Regions from separate parts of the Homo sapiens genome. Here region 1 is linked to region 2. Evidence: chromatin loops called from intact Hi-C (ENCODE). Cell type or tissue: GM12878. All regions are shown on one strand. Each heading gives the region's core, and the rest is flanking DNA. Links, peaks and the distances in the headings are about the cores only.

The links. Hi-C counts contacts between places; a loop is a spot of excess contacts. Peaks named below come from ENCODE experiments on the same cell type or tissue, not always from the same donor. Only the 100,000 strongest peaks of a DNase experiment are listed, where the experiment ranks them.
Region 1: it touches region 2 in a loop (2.2-fold over the local background); 8 of 110 quality-filtered maps call a loop at or near these places.

The regions. Positions count from the first base shown.
Region 1 is chr3:121,882,257-121,885,183 of GRCh38, reverse strand. All of the region lies in intron 5 of EAF2 (ELL associated factor 2), which reads right to left. Among named protein-coding and RNA genes, the nearest start is that of SLC15A2, 11 kb to the left of the region's middle. In GM12878, for the core only: a CTCF peak has its summit at 1,476 (motif pointing left); a DNase peak (open chromatin) is centred at 1,517.
Region 2 is chr3:122,264,971-122,267,897 of GRCh38, reverse strand. The region is part of intron 4 of CASR (calcium sensing receptor); the gene reads right to left. Among named protein-coding and RNA genes, the nearest start is that of CSTA, 59 kb to the left of the region's middle. RefSeq lists a silencer at 2,710-2,811. In GM12878, for the core only: a CTCF peak has its summit at 1,642; no DNase peak of the experiment used is centred there; H3K27ac peaks cover 793 bases.

The DNA of each region.
Region 1 (2,927 bases), core at 232-2,731, 380 kb after region 2:
GTGAACAACTGGATAAATCATTTACTGAGTTATCATTTACTGAGATGAGAAACACCAGAGGAACATGGTTGTAGAAGAAAAATCACAAGTTCAATTTTCATGTGGTAAATTTGAGATACCTAGTAAATACCCAAATATATATGGTACTGGCAGTTGGATATACAAGTCTGGAGCTAAAGGTAGAGGCTGGACCTAGAAATAAAGATTTGAGAGTCATTGATCGTACAGGTTTATCTGAAGCAAACAGACTGAATGAAATCACTTAGGTAGTAAATTACAATGGTTAAAAAAATTCTTATATTTTTTAACTAATCCGCAATCAAAAAAGCTGGCATGTTTTGAAATCAATACCTAATTTAAGAAGAATAGTTTTTAGGCCACGTATAAATTATAAGATGTTTCAGTCTTTTGCATGAACTGCAGAACTGATAACATCATTTGATAAAGAAATCTGCGAGGTCGGGCACGCGGTGGCTCACGCCTGTAATCCCAGCACTTCGGGAGGCTGAGGTGGGCGGATCATGAGGTCAAGAGATTGAGACCATCCTGGCCAACATGGTGAAACCCCGTCTCTACTAAAAATACAAAATTAGCTGGGCATGGTGGCACATGCCTGTAGTCCCAGCTACTCGGGAGGCTGAGGCAGGAGAATCACTTGAACCTAGGAGGTGGAGGTTGCAGTAAGCCGAGATCACGCCACTGCACTCCAGCCTGGCGACAGAGTGAAACTCCTTCTCAAAAAAAAAAATAAATAAATAAATAAGAAAATCTGCTAAAACTTCTTCTGTGCATCTGGTTCTCATGACCATCTCATCACTTTCATTTCTTTTTTTTTTTTTTTTTGAGATGGAGTTTCACTCTTGTCACCCAGGCTAGAGCACAGTGGCGCTATCTCAGCTCACTGCACCCTCTGCCTCCCTGGTTCAAGTGATTCTCCTGCCTCAGCCTCCCGAGTAGCTGGGATTACAGGCATGCGCCACCATGCCTGGCTAATTTTTTTGTATTTTTAGTAGAGTCAGGGTTTCACCATGTTGGCCAGGCTGGTCTCGAACTCCTGATCTCAGGTGAATCACCTGCCTTGGCCTCCCAAAGTGCTGAGATTACAGGCATGAGCCACCTTGCCTGATGCATTTCATAATTTTCAAGGATTAAGTTTCCACTTACAGAACTATTATATGACATAAGAATGTTATATGATGCCTGTAATATGAGTTTTTCAAGCGACACAAACCCAAACGTACTCAGAGTTCCATTTTGCCTTTCTAGACTTTATGCTGTCAAGGTTAGGAAATATTCAGTCAAGTTTTGAAGATATAAGATTAGCCTTTGATTATGAGTTGCTTAGTAAAGAAAATATGTTTTCAATCATAGCTGTAATTATGACTCAGAAAAAGAGAGTTTACCCATAGAAATATATTCAGGCATTTAAATCAATAGTTATCACTGAGAGTAGTACTGCCCCCCAGGGGATGATACAGAAATTTACATGAGGGGTTGCTTGTCCTGTTGGCTGTAGATTGCTAATAGCATTTAGTGGGAGGGGAGTTTAGGAATGCTAAATGTCTTGCAATGGATGAACCAGTCTTGCACAATAAAGAACTCTTCTACATTCTGTGAAATTTTTGAAAGTCGGGTGGAATATGTACTTGGAAGATCTGTTTATAAATTTAAAACCAGAGCTGAAATACATTTTCATAAATTCCAAGTATTGTTTTGCACATATTTAATTGAAACTTACAAGTATGCAGCTATCATGTAAACTGAAGATGATTTTGTTTTGTATTTTTTAAAAACTTTTCAAAAATTTTCTTTTAAAAATAGTTTGGGGCAACACATTAGTAACATCAATGCTGCTCATTGTATTTGGAGCAGCAATACGCATAACAATAGTTGTCTGTATAGGCAGCTGTAGACGCAATTTTTTAATATATATGCATATACTTTTCTAGTCCTTATTTCTACAGGTTAAATAAAAAGAAAAATTGTTGATAATATGAGTTGAATGTTGTTTTGTTTTTCTTAAATCCAAATCTATGCATTAAAAGTAACTGCAAAAACATGGTTACTTCATTGTATCTTCTGATATAGCTATTCTTTAACATTTACAAAGTTAGAACACATATTATTATAAATTTGTTTTTCTTTTGCCTTTATATTAAATTAAATTAATGCTTTTCAAAGATGTATGTACACAGATTATATTAAGCTATGAAATTCATTTCAAAATAGTAAAGGAGAATTAAAAATATCTGTTACAAAAGGGGGTGTTGGGTCTCATAAAGCTGAGCAATGGGATGATTGCAGTAATGGTCAGAGATGGTTTATTTCATTAGGAAACTCCTAGTTTAGATACATCAGGAAAAGAAATTTCACTATTTTTACTTAAAAAAAAAAAACCACCACCTCCCAAGTGGTTATTACTGATAGACAAAAACACTACGGACTTTACTTTCGCATATATCTTTTGCATCTAGTAATCTTTCCAAATTATTTTATTAGTTCTATCGTTTGCTGATTCTTTTGGATTTCCTATGTAGATAATTTACATTCCTACAAATTAAGAGTATTTTATTTCTTGTTTCCAATTCTTATATCATATTTCTTTTACTTGTTTTATTGTATTTGCTAGCAAATTCAATAGAGTGCTCAACAGAAATAACATTAGTCCTCTTTGTCTTGTTCCTGAATTTAACGGGAATGCTCCTAAAGTCTCTATTAGTATGATGTTTGTAGGAGTTCTGTTTTTTGGTAATTAACTTTTATAAAGCTAAGAAAATCCTATTATATTCATCCTTTGGTAAATGTTTTTATTTATTTTACTTTTTTTTTTTTTTTGAGACAGAGTCTCACTCTGTCCCTCAGGCTGGAGTGCAGTGACATGATCTCAGCTTACTGTAACCTCCACCTCCTGGGTTTGAGCAATTCTC
Region 2 (2,927 bases), core at 276-2,775:
TGCTTGTGGCAACATGAGGGGCCATAAGTGGGAAAATGGTCTAACCTGAATGACATCCTGATCTCCATGAGTAGCCAGGACTTCCCCACCTGGGGACTTTCCGTTATTTTTTTTATCAACTTTTTTGAGGTATAATTTATATACACTCATTTTAAGTGTATAGTTCTGAATTTGGGCAAATGTATATGCTTGGTAACTACCACTGCCACCTTCCCAAAAGGTTCTGTGGTGTCCCTGAAAGTCAACCTCTACCCACTTGCAGCCTTAGGCCACCACTGATCTGCTTTCTTTCTGTCAGTAGAGACAGAGTATCGCATAAATGAAATCATACACTATGTACTATTTTTTTTTAGTCAGTATTCTTTTGCTTAGCAGGACATTTTGTGACCTTTCCTCCAAGGAGTAGATCCTTCTCCGTATCCACAAATTTTATCTACCCTTCAAGACTCGTCTCAAATGATATTTTTTTTTCCTTACTTCAAATCCTAACCTGAATTGTATTGTACTATGTCCTCACAGCAGGTATATAAATAAAATCACATGAGTGTGGAATATTTTCTACTCAAAATTTGTACGTTATCCACTTATAATCAATAAATTATTATGCTTACCAAGTCATATCTCTAAGTCACCTCTTTAAACATCTTTAATATTTCTTTTGGCAGGCTGACTTGCAAGTTTTGCATTTGGGCGTTTTATTTTCTGCATAATATCTTGCCTTTAATTCACATAACAGGGAAGATGGAGATGAAAACCATTTCACTCCTAAGAGCAATGACAGGGAATCTTTAAATTGATAATGATTGATCCACAAAAAAAGCAACATAAGTTAGAAGATAATTTAGATATCTGCCCGAGAGAGAACACTCTTTTTATTATTTATTTATTTATTTTGAGACGGAGTCTCGCTCTGTTGCCCAGGCTGGAGTGCAGTGGTGCGATCTTGGCTCACTGCAATTTATGCTTTCTAGGTTCAAGCAATTCTCCTGCCTCAGCCTCCTGAGCAGCTGGGACTACAGGTGCCTGCCACCACACCCGGCTAATTTTTTGTATTTTTAGTAGAGACAGGGTTTCACCACGTTACCCAGGCTGGTCTCGAACTTCTGACCTCATGATCCACCCACTGTGGCCTCCCAAAGTGTTGAGACTATAGGTGTGAGCCACTGCCCCTGGCTTCTTTTGCTTTTAAAAAGGAACTGACAGTTCCTTTTAAAATGAAATATAAAATTTTACTTGAGATTATTATCCAATATTATATGCTTCCAAATTATTTATTTTATTTGGGGAGTAATATGAGGAAAAAGAATAAACGAAGGGGAAGAGAAACAAAAAAAGCTAGTAGAAAGATCCAAACATAGGAGTACTGCTTGAACCTGGGAGGCGGAGTTTGCAGTGAGCCAAGATCGGGCCGCTGCATTCCAGCCTGGGTGACAGAGCAAGACTCTGCCTCAAAAAAACAAAACACAAACAAACAAAAAGATCTGAACATAGAACATAACATACAGACACAAAGAGACTTACAGGCTCACAAAGAAAACACCACCAAGAAAGACACATAGATCTAAAAGAGGGGCAAATACAGGACATGCATGCACTTAGAAGCTAACATACTCTTTTATGCCATAATATTCCCATCTTGTGGTCTTTTAGGGTATTTCCCCTAAAAGATTTTAAAGTCAAACGGTTGCTCATTATAAGCATAAATGGAAATCACCTCTTGGCACACATTCTTAGTAGCGTCAATTGAATTAAACTGAACATTAGAGACTAGAAACCCCCCCACTCTGGTCTAGGACTTCCAGCTCTTATACAGATAATGAGGGCCAGGTCACACAGATAATGAACAAGATAATGAAGTTCATTATCTTGCCCAGTTCCTGTGGTAAGAGCATGGGGAAGATCCAGGCCCAATTCCCTTCTCTAACGCCAGCCATGTTTTCTTATCTCCCTTCCATCTTCTCTGGCTGTCCTCACAATTTATCCCCCATTCCCCAACTTCCAGCAGTACCAGGAATTCCTAGAAAGATCAGCTCCATCTGACTTCCATCTTCACCATGGCTGCACGCCTGTTTTCTGACTAGTGAGTGTTGGTGTGAGGTGCAGGAGAGTAGGAAGCACACCTTGTGCATGATCATCCTGAGAGAAGAAAGAAGGTGATTTCATACTTACATGATGTTCCACTCAAACTTGATAGTGGGCACGTGACCAAAGCTTGTCCAAACAGAGCCTAGAATACCTTGGCCACAGTGATTGATTCAAGAATGGGTTGTTGGCTCAAACGGTTCCCTGCAAAGGCCTATAGGTAGTGTTGACAGGTCAAATCAACTAGACTGCTATTCACTCATTCATTCATTCAATGAATATTCCAGCGACAGGCATTCTGAACATAGTACTGAACAATACAGGCATGGTTCTGGATCTTATGAAGCTTAGAGTACAGCAAAGGAGTAGTGAAGAGAGAGCTGGGAAGGGATGTGAGGAGGGCTTGGGGGTCTCCAAGAAGAGGTCAGGAGGCAATTGTGAGTTGTATGCTCATAAATCACCTGCTAGTGCTACTTTTGAGGCATATGAGTTGACTGATAAATATTTTTTTGGGGAGAAAGAAAGGAAAAAAATTGTGATTGACCCTTATAACCAGAATTTTAACTAATAAGTGTCTATTTCAGTCAATTAAAGAGCTGTGGAAGCTTAAGCTGGGTATATAAACATCAAAAATGAGGAAGCGAGAATGATCAGAAAATGTGTTGTGGGAATACGATTTGAAAAGACTTCCAGGGGAAAGTGGATTTTGAAAACAATTTAAATGTTCCTGGTGGAAAATGACAGCAGAGATAAAAATTGATGGCCCTTCTGGTGTGGGCTATGGCCTATGCAAAGATGCTGTGCCAAAAACTAATGAGTGATTTGTGAGGAGGTGTCATGCAGGT